Linked DNA regions of Homo sapiens: region 2 is linked to region 1. A link is a contact called in ENCODE Hi-C or POLR2A ChIA-PET data. All regions are on one chromosome and are shown on one strand. Each heading gives the region's core, a stretch centred on a gene start or an enhancer-like site at or near the end of the contact. The rest is flanking DNA. Distances are from core to core; before and after follow the strand shown. Region 1 overlaps HECA (hdc homolog, cell cycle regulator). Region 2 overlaps HIVEP2 (HIVEP zinc finger 2).

Region 1 (4,860 bases), core at 2,315-4,814:
ACCCTAAAATAAATGAAATCTTTACACTCTTTTGTTTTCCACAGGCCTTTTCTGCCCTGCTGAACTTTCTGAAATACACTCTTTCTGCTCCCTGCGTCCCTTCAAAATAACCTGGTAAAATGCTTTATAGTGATCACTCTGGCAGTCATTCCGCTAGGTTCTTGGGAGAAAAGACAAAGCTTTTGCCTGGGGCCACACTGCACGGCCTATTTCTGAAAAGCTGCATCAGCAACCAACAGGCAAGTTATAGAATCTGTTGCAACAAGGAAAAACTTGTCAAAGAAGAGGGCATGTCTAAGTCTTATCCATACCTCAGTAAAAATGAAAAAGTAGACTCAACAATCAGTCATGATTGTTGTGAACTAGCAGTTCACATATACTAACTTGAAGCAACTTGCTATAATATGATTTGATTTCAAGGGAGTATTTCATAAAATTTTCTAAGGAAAATTAAGTAAACTTAGAGTTACAGACTCCTATTGATAGTTTAAGCTAGTGATATTTTAATTAAATGTTCATTCCTTTTCCAATTACTAACTTTTGTGGAACACAGATATAATTTTATGGTATGACCATTCTCAAAGACTCAAAACTATTCATTTCAAACCAGAGGGGAAAAATAATATAACATTTGTGAAAAGAGTTACCAAAAAAATCTAAAACTTACTTTCTACTATTATAGAATTTGTTATATTACCTATGATTATATTCAACATATATATATATATTCTAAATGAATTCTAACTCATATGTCCAAAATTGATCAAGAAAAAAATATTTAAAATTAATTATTTAAAAATTACTCAAAGTCATCTTTTTTATCATCTATTTCTTTTTTTTTTTTTAGCCCCACTCTCACCCCCAAAGTCATCTTTAGATCACATATATCACAGAACATTAAAATATAAGTTGAGGAAAACTGATTTATTCCAAAGTCAAAAATTTCAAATCTGAATACCTCTCATGAATGAAGCTAACAGATTGTTTTTTGTCAGCCTAACCCCAAGAAATATAATGATTCCATATAAAATATTGATACATACACATGACCAGTATTTCATACCCACAGAAACTGTTTGAATAAAATCCACAATATAGTTTGGTAAATTCACAATTCTATAACCTAATTTAAAATGCAAAACCTAAAAGGGAAGTAAGGAAACCATGAAAGTCTGATGAACATTTCAAAATGCTTTTACAACAACATGCAAACTTCCACTCCATATGGCCCTAGAGGCAGGTAAAGAGGAGAAAGCAGAAAAGCCTGAAGTGAATCAAAATATAAACTATGTGAGGCATAATTACAAATCCAGATGCACACTGTAAATCATGCAGCACAACAGGCCAAAAACAAGGCTCTGCTGATCAAATGGTTAAAATCTAAGTGGACTCTGCTGTTATAACAAAATCAGGAGAGCTCAGGGACAGGATTGATCCACAGATCACAACAAAAGAATCCCAAAGTCAGCTATGCTCACACTGGTGAAAGAACCCTCCTCAAGGCTTCGGTTGCCTCAGTTTCTCCTCACTGTGGGGTCAGAAAGGCTGTTTGCAGTAGCTCCAGAAGGTCTCATTCAAAAAACTGGGCTTGCCCTGAGACCGGCAGGAGAATGAATACTACAGATTCTCTGGGCAAAATTTGCACAGCAAGAGCTCCCAGATCCAAACTTGCAGAGAAACGAAAGGCTCCCCCCAAAGCAGCAGAATACAGATTTGGAAGACCGGCATTCACTGCAAACTCCCTGGGGGAAAGCCAACATCTGCACTGGTTCTTCCAACAAATCAGTGTGTGCATTCATCACTGGTTGGGAAGCAGCCACACTGCACCACATTACAAACAGAGAACCAAAAACTCACCTAGAAAAAACTAAAAACCCCAAATCATGGCACAACGATTTGCTTTTCCAAACAGCTCTATGGTTTGAAAAAGAGCTCGTCACAAACAGTATCATGTCATGCTCACTTTCTGCAGATAAAACTTGGGCTTGGCAAGGTTTGGCAGCCTTGCAAAATGGCAGAGCCAGATCACCTATAACCTGTGTCTCCCAAATCTCACACTGTTTAGAACAGAAATGAGTTTGGAAACCTCTTCCAAATCACAGACATCTGAGAAGGCACAAAGGCTCCCTGGATCAGCATGATGCATGGTGTGTGAATAAACTCTTGGTTCAATCGAGTGCTATGTTCTCATTTTATTAATATACACATGTAATTTCAGTTCAAGTGCCAGAAGGAGAAAAATGAGAACTTTCTTATGATTCAGCATTTAAGTCTGTTATCATAAGCAACTTATGGGCAATTTAGCCTTAAGAGGCCTCAGTTTGCAGCCTGGTTCTTGAGAAGAGGCAATTACAAGTAAATAATGAGTCTTTATCTACAAGTGTCAAAGTCCTACATAGCTGGAAAAAAACTACAAGGGATTTTAGAAATGTGCAAGAAGAGACGGGTATTGAGCACTGGAGCTCAGCTATTGACTCGACAGCAGTGAGTGGCCAGAGACTCGGAGAGGAGGTAAGGGAGGGCAGCAGGAGTTGCAACCAATTTTTTTTTTTTGGAGACAGAGTCTCCCTCTAATGCCCAGGCTGGAGTTTAGAGGCATGATCTCAGCTCACTGCAACCTCTGCCTCCCAGGTTGAAGCGATTCTCCTGCCTCAGCCTCACGAGTAGCTGGGATAAGAGGCATGCGCCACCATGCCCAGCTAATGTTAGCATTTTTAGTAGTGACATGGGGTTTCACCATGTTGGCCAAGTTGGTCTCAAACTCTTGACCTCAAGTGATCTGCCTGCCTCAGCCTCCCAAAGTGCTGAGATTACAGGCGTAAGCCACCACACCTGGCGGGTTGCAACCAATTCTGAGAAACAGAGCCTTCCAAATTAAAAAGTAAACACAACCTCATAAATGTAATAGCATTACTGTGCACTGGTATACAAATGAACTCAAAGTTGCTAACTTTATGCCATGCCCAAACTGCTTTGCCTACAAGTAATTTCACAACTTTCCTCACACTCCCTTACCTTTACCTTTATTTCTATGTGGATGTTAATGTAATCATACAAAACTGTAAAATTTCTAACCAGCAAAGACAACCATAAATAAGGCTGAAAGGCAAACAATAAATTAGGGAAAGCGTATGTCAAAAAGTACCCTGAATACGCAAACACTTTGTGAAAATCAGTAAGAACACAAATACCCTATTAGTAAAATGGACAAAAATCACAAACAAGAAAAAAATACAAATGATCAATATAAATATAAAAAGATATTCACTGATGATCCAAAAAATGCAAATATTATGACAATGAGATGTGATTTTTCATCTATCTGATTGGCAAAGATGAAAATGGTAATCGAAATTTACATTACAGAGTGCGAAGGAACTGCACCACCACTGATGGTGTAAACTGGCAAACCTCGTCTGTAGGAGCAGTTTGGCAATATGTATCAAACCAGTGATCCTACTGCTAGGACTTTACCCTAAAGATAATCACATGCTAGTTATGAACTCTGGTCCATTAAGAACAGGAAGTGCCAGTTCAAATGTTCACAATCTCCCAAGCCAAGACCAGGAAGTCCTTCTGTGATAGAAGGATCAGATCAACATACGTGTACAATGTGTGAGTAAAGTGCTTCCTTGGGTCAAGTATTTTCTTGTTTTACAAATGTAATTTCAGTTCAAGTACCAGAATGACAAGCATTTTTTTTCTTTTTTTAGACAGCATCTCGTTCTGTCACCCAGGCTAGATGCAGCTCACTGCAAGCCTTTCCTCCTGGGCTCAAGCGATCCTCCCACCTCAGCCTCCCGAGTAGCTGGGACTACAGGCACACATCACCACATCCGGCTAATTTTTGTATTTTTGCAGAGGTGGGGTTTTGTCATGTTGCCCAGGCTGGTTTCGAACTCCTGGACTCAAGTGTTTCACCCACCTCAGCCTCCTAAAGTGCTGGGATTACAGGCATGAGCCACTACGCCCGACCCATAAGACCTTTTAAAAGTAATGTAAATGTCCTTATTCAGTATAAAAACCATATTGGTGTTTTTACACTGAATTTCAGTCCTCTCCTTTAAAAATCTGCATACAGTTTTTCATTATTTATGTACGTATGTGTGTGAGTCAAGATGGACCCAACATCAACAAGATTCCAACTATAAAGCATGGGGGTCAGGCACACTTCCCTACAGCCAAGCCTTTTCTGCAAGAAGGGAAGGCCATCTCTGAAGCTTAGTGTCCTCATACTCAAATGTAGACTGCAGACTGCAGGTGTCACACCTGACTCCTACTAAACACTCAAAAAGGGGAGCTGTGGCAACTTCACTTTTCCTGTCACTAGGAATGGCTGCTTCTCCTTTCCGTAAGTTCTACAGACCCAACACACCAATCACCCAGGAGTCTTGCCTAATTTGCTTCTGCACTACAGCACATCACCTTCACTACTAAAACTATATGCCTAACACAGTGGAACTGTATCATTACCGAGGTAAAGAAAGTCACTGTGACATGTAGGCACTGCCCAGTAAGAACGGATCCAAGGAGCTGGAAGCCATTTGGAAGAATTCTTTGAGCTTCCCTATGTTTTCAGGCATGTACACTTCTGCCTCCACCACAGCAGGCACTTATTTTTCAATGCCAGGCCCTCTTCATGGCTTCTGGCAGCACTGTTCTGGGCTCTCCGTGTCTGTTCACTGACACCTATCACCAGCCATCTCAGGCTCCCGCTCTCAGATTACAGATTGTACCCGCTGCCAATCAAAAATAGCCAGAACTTGATTCTGTACATTTCTGTTTCGACTTCTGCCTACTGAGCTGTGTTAGGCATAACAACTAGTGTGTTACCTTAATAAGAAGTTGTGTTATACTAAA
Region 2 (5,468 bases), core at 2,527-5,026, 3.8 Mb before region 1:
GGGGTTGTTTTTCAAAGGGAATGAATATTTTTTATCATACATGGTCCTCATTTTCAAATTGCTTCCCATTTTTATCATGATTGTGCCAAAGTAAAAATTTTGACTGCATTGTTGTTTTGGTTTGCATTTTAATAATAATTAAAGAGGTTTCTTTATTTGTTACATTTCTTTGTCTGGATTGACTTGGCATATCTTTTCTAATTTATTTCTTAGTTATTTTTTGAAAAGTAAGTTTCTATGAGCTTTTTATATATTTTAAATATTAATTCTTGTTACCTTATATCTACTTGGTTCTACTATTTCTCAATGTGATTTAATTCTCGTTTTGTTATTTTGCACATTTAAATGATATTAGCTTTACCTAATCTAGATTATCTGTTTCTGGTTAGTTTTTCATGAATGCCTTCAAAGTTATTTAAAAATTACAGTGATAAAGATAGTGTTGTTCTCTGATTATTGTTATTATTAATTTTTTTTTGAGACAGAGTCTCACTCTGTCAACTAGGCTGGAGTGCAATGGTGCCATCTCAGCTTACTGCAACCTCCACCTCCCGGGTTAAAGCAGTTCTCCTGCCTCAGCCTCCCAAGTAGCTGGGATTACAGGCATGTGCCACCACGCCCAGCTAATTTTTGTGTTTTTAGTAGAGATGGGGTTTTGCCACGTTGGCCAGGTTGGTCTCGAACTCCTGACTTCCAGTGGTCCGCCCCCGCCTCGGCCTCCCAAAGGGCTAGGATTATAGGCGTGAGCCACCACGCCCGGACTGATTATCATTTTTTATGTTGCTTCTTGGTCTACTGTCAAGTGGCTTGGATTCTTACGGACTTGTATATTCTAAAACCATGACCATGGTGGGGGGAATTAACAGTTTGAACCATTAATAGTTAAAGGGTCTATTATGTCATATAATTTTTTCAGATTAAATGTAGATTTATAGATTGATAAATTAGACAGTAAATGAAAACTATATGCAGGAATTTCTGAGTACAGTGAATCTGGCTAGTAAATTAAGAATTGTATTTAACCTCAGGTTTTAAAAACAAAAATACTTATATTTATTAAACACTTGAAAAACACTCCATGTTTGGAAATTATTTTTTTCCATGAGCTTTTGAGCATTTGTAACACTACTTTCCAGTGTCTTGCTTTTAAAATGTAAGTAATAGTACATTTTTAAATGTGAGCTCAACTCACCGGTCGTTTGCAGAAATCATTTTAGTGGGCCCCCGTATTGATTACCTAAATCATGCCTTGTTGGTTTTCTTTTTCTGAGGCTCAGATCTTATTGTGTAAACAGGATGCACTTTTGGAATTTATAGTGCATTTCAAGATTTTCTTTATATTGGTTTAATTGATCTTATAATTATTTTAAAATAACCTAAGTTATCTGGTAATAGTTTATTGGTAGATGGTTGAGCAGTATCTTTCTTAACTCTTATTTAGAGATGGGAATTCAATATGTCTTCCAATATTTCATACAATGGAGGAAGGATTTAAAAAGTGAATGAAAGGTTGTTTTCCCTTAGTTTAAAAAGATAAATTGTAATATCCAAAATATTATAAAGTAAGTGGGCAACCCAAATCATCAAGATAGTTAAGAAAATATAATTAAGTCGGTTTTAACAAATCTTAAAAGGAGAGGAGTCATACTTGTTAGGACAAGCTTATGCTAATGACATATCAGCCTGTGTTATCCCAGGTCAATAGATATGAAAACCACAGTTTACCCAGGGTTACTTAACTGATAATAATAGTGTGAGGATAACAAATTGAACTGATACAAGTAGAAAGACTAAGAATGATCTTCGGGATAAATGAAAACAAATGGATAATAAACTGATCTTGCTGAGTAATATAGGTTATGGTGTTATGCTTTAAAATATCAGTATTAATAGAAATATTCTTATGTTCCTTTGTTCTTTTAAAGGGTAAAAAGGGCTGTTTATCTTTTTTTGATCATGTCATCAGTTTCATTGGGTTGCCTTATTTTCATTCAGAAAGAGTATGGACTAATATCCATATTGAATTATGATTTAGACTTGAGTGTACTGGTAGGAAATTTATCAGTTGTGTGTGTGCAATAGTGCTTGGAATGAAATGTCACATTCACCTCTGATACTGCACCTACTGTGTTTTCTCATAGGCTTAATTTTGCCTTTTCAAGTTTGAGGTCCTGTTGTTCAACATGAACAACAGCTTTACAAGGAACTATGTAATTTACATTGTTAAAGGAAAGTATATGTGACACTGTAACCTTTTTACTCTAGCATTGTTTTCAAAATGTTAATTACTAATTTTTCCGGAAATGATTTTTAAAGGTAAATGTATAAAACAGATGGGTAAATAATATTTGGGGAGGATAAGTGTGACAAGTGGGGAACAAAAGTAGAATGTGTGTCCTCAAATTCATCTTTGTAATTTCCCACTTTTTCATTTGGAGGTACTTGCCAAATACGAGTTGAAATTCAGACAGGCTGAATTGGGTTTTTAAGTCTAAAAATGACTGGAAATTTGGGTTTAATATTGCTATGAAGTTTTGTGTTTAGTCTGAGGTAAGTGAGCTTGCTGCATCTCAGTCACTTCCTGCCCCCTCCATATTCCTCAGTGCATAGCTGTGTTCCATCTCTGTGTATATAGTGCAAAATGATCTGTCACTGTTAGGACACTTCTGGTGGAAAAGGTTTTCAGAGATTTATTTAAAGTATCAAATTGCTACTAAGATGGAATTTTTTTTTTTTTGCTTTGGTGCAATCATTTGCTTTGTTTTGGTGCAATCATTAGCAATAAAGCAAGAATGAAATGGATGAGAGAAATGAGTATCGTAGACTCTAAGAAGACATCCTTGTTGATAACACTCTTTAAAAAGGAGTCCAAGAGAGCACCACCATAGTGGTGATTTCACCTTTTTGTTTTGTTTTGTTAACCTTGATATCAGAATTAGTGTGTGAATTAATGGGAACCACCGGAGTCATTTTTTTTCTGCAATTTTGTACTGGTATATATGCATATATGGTACTGGTACATTAATTTATGGGGTCGAGCAGGAATGCATAATGCATTAGTATTATAACATAGTTATAACATTAATATTTTGTGGATTCTTCAATACATAGCAATTAAAACAAAATGATTGTACTCCAAGTACAGAAATCAGGGAATAGTTTCAATAGAATTTCAACTTAAGAGATATTTACTTACATACTGAGAGTCCATCAAAGTGAAGTCCAAGTCCAGGACACTGTATAAGTGAAGTACTATGTTTATTTCAGAGTTTCTTAAATTTATGCTTACTAACTGGCATAGATAAGAAGGGAAATGGTGGTTTAAAGTGTACATTCAATCAACAGCAAGGGCTGAACTATTGAAAATGTTGTGTTCTGTGTCCAGAAAACATTTTATTTTCACATAATTGTTTAAGTGTCTCCAATGAACATTTACAATATTTATGGGGGTATAGTGCTTGTGGTTCAGTTAGCTCAGTCTTAAGTTCTGTGCCTGGGTAATGGTGTGTTGTTTAGCAGTAATTCTGAAATTAATTATAATAAAGGAGAAAACACCAGAGAAAAATATCGGTTTACTGCTCCTAGTTTTACAACAAGGGAACACTGTTAGGAGTTCCAAAGTAGCGTTAGTAGTTCAGCGTTGAGATATTTTGTCTCCTCACCCCCCTGTCTCCAACATCCTGTTTCATCACAAATGTTTATCATTTTACTCATTGGTTCTCCACCCGTCTTGTGGGCTGCTGTGGTTGCTGTCACCCAGCCAAGAGGCTGGGGAATGCCTGTCCACAAGCAGTAAGGGGCATCTGGCTAGGGTGCTCAGAAGTTCCTGAGCATTGTAGTATCAGCATTGTGAGGCCATTGAGATAGGGAGAGAACAAGCCTATTTAAATAGCTGCCAGAACAATCAATACAAGCACCATTGTTGCTAGTCATAGTGGAAATATACACACTGTCTTTAGCAAAGAAAAAACTGAAGTGTACACCATTTGAAGATGTCATACTGAGGTGTTCTGAAAGCATCAAAAGAGAAGAAGAAAAATTCCTATCTAAACAATATTACTATCTTAAAAAGGCTATTCTATTTGAGTGGTTGTTAACTGTTTTAAAGAATGGTTTGGTTTGCCTGAGAAGTTTATTTGGTATTAATTAGCTACTCACTTTAAAAATATTTAATATGACACAAGATACAATATGATAGTACCATGGCACAGTCTACTTGTTTCAGATGGAATTGACATTTTGGAAGAGTATGGGCCAGGAATTTTGTAGTCTGGGCTTATGGGTTTTGGGGGCAGAATACCACCAGGCGAGGTTCCCATCTCATCACATTATGTTAGGAATTGTGTCACATCAACATGCCTTATCACTGGTAATATTAACTTTGATCACTTGGTTATGGTAGACTCTGCCAGGTTTTTCCATTGTAAAGTTACTGCTTTTTCTCTCTCTGTATTCTATTCTTTGGAAGTCAGCCCACACCTAAGGGGAGAAGAATTAAGCTTTATCTTTGAAGGGAGGAAATATCTACATATTTTATTGATTGATTGATTGACTTTGGTGTGGACTCATGGATATTTATTTTATTATTTGGGTTATCATCTAGTGCCATCACTATTTTATTCCTCATAAACTATTTTCTAATTCTTAAGATTTCATTTTGCAGAGCACTCTAGCACTAATATTGTGTGTAGCTTAGTGCAACATTTTATCCACCTGTTTTGCCTCTTCCTCCTCCGCATGTTTGCACTCTCATTTTTTCAAACCGATAGATTCAGTTTTGCTGTTCTGGTTAAGACGAAGGTCATTTTCGTAGTCAAGTTGTAATGCATGCACTGTGGGAGGAGAAGTCATAATACAAAACTTCTTGTCGGCAGATTGGCGAATTTACCTGAGACATTGAGGCTCAAGATTATGAGAATGTGTGATAGGACCAAAAGCATATTTCCAGGTAGGAAATCAAAATTGTTTTATTTAACTCCTTTGCATTTGATTTTGCAGAAGTCAAATCACTGATTTCTTAGGAGGTACAAAATCTGAAAAGGAGGGGCAGCATAGACATTGAGGTTGTGCTAGGAAATTACTTTGTTTTTCTTTCATTTGATTATTTTATTTGATTTCCAAACAATAGGGTAGTAGCTAAGTTTTGAAACAAGATCTGAGAGGAACTTGCAGAAGCATATCTATGTTTGCAAAAGCGTTCTAGATATGATTTTGATTCTTGAAACCTATTTGAAAAATAGTAATCAGAATATAAATAATCTTTAGGTTTATCATATCAGAGAAAATACTTACTGGTTATGCGACGTTTTATGTGTTTCACAGCATATTTATTAGCTATGAATTGATTTGTACTTTGCATTTCTCATAAACTCCCCTAGATGTGATAAGGTCACAAATTTTCTCTGTTAAAAAGGGCAGGAGTGGGGAAAACTCACACATCATGTATGCACTCAAGTTTTGACATATTG

Evidence for each region. A loop is a pair of places that touch in the nucleus more often than their neighbours do. ChIA-PET counts read pairs that join two places held with the same protein, here RNA polymerase II (POLR2A). Pooled maps may share reads with other maps.
Region 2: a pooled map shows a loop between it and region 1 (3-fold over the local background). The contact joins two enhancer-like sites. A Hi-C loop is called at or near these places in 3 of 50 pooled maps. POLR2A ChIA-PET finds 5 or more read pairs at or near these places in 2 of 52 experiments (T-cell and activated CD4-positive, alpha-beta T cell).

Annotation. Positions count from the first base shown.
Region 1 is chr6:139,146,460-139,151,319 of GRCh38, reverse strand. All of the region lies in intron 1 of HECA (hdc homolog, cell cycle regulator), which reads right to left. Among named protein-coding and RNA genes, the nearest start is that of HECA, 14 kb to the right of the region's middle. Within about 2 kb of position 3,564, at least 3 of the 41 ENCODE cell types and tissues checked have a DNase peak (open chromatin) inside an H3K27ac peak, as active enhancers do.
Region 2 is chr6:142,901,144-142,906,611 of GRCh38, reverse strand. The region is part of intron 1 of HIVEP2 (HIVEP zinc finger 2); the gene reads left to right. Among named protein-coding and RNA genes, the nearest start is that of HIVEP2, 41 kb to the left of the region's middle. Within about 2 kb of position 3,776, at least 20 of the 41 ENCODE cell types and tissues checked have a DNase peak (open chromatin) inside an H3K27ac peak, as active enhancers do.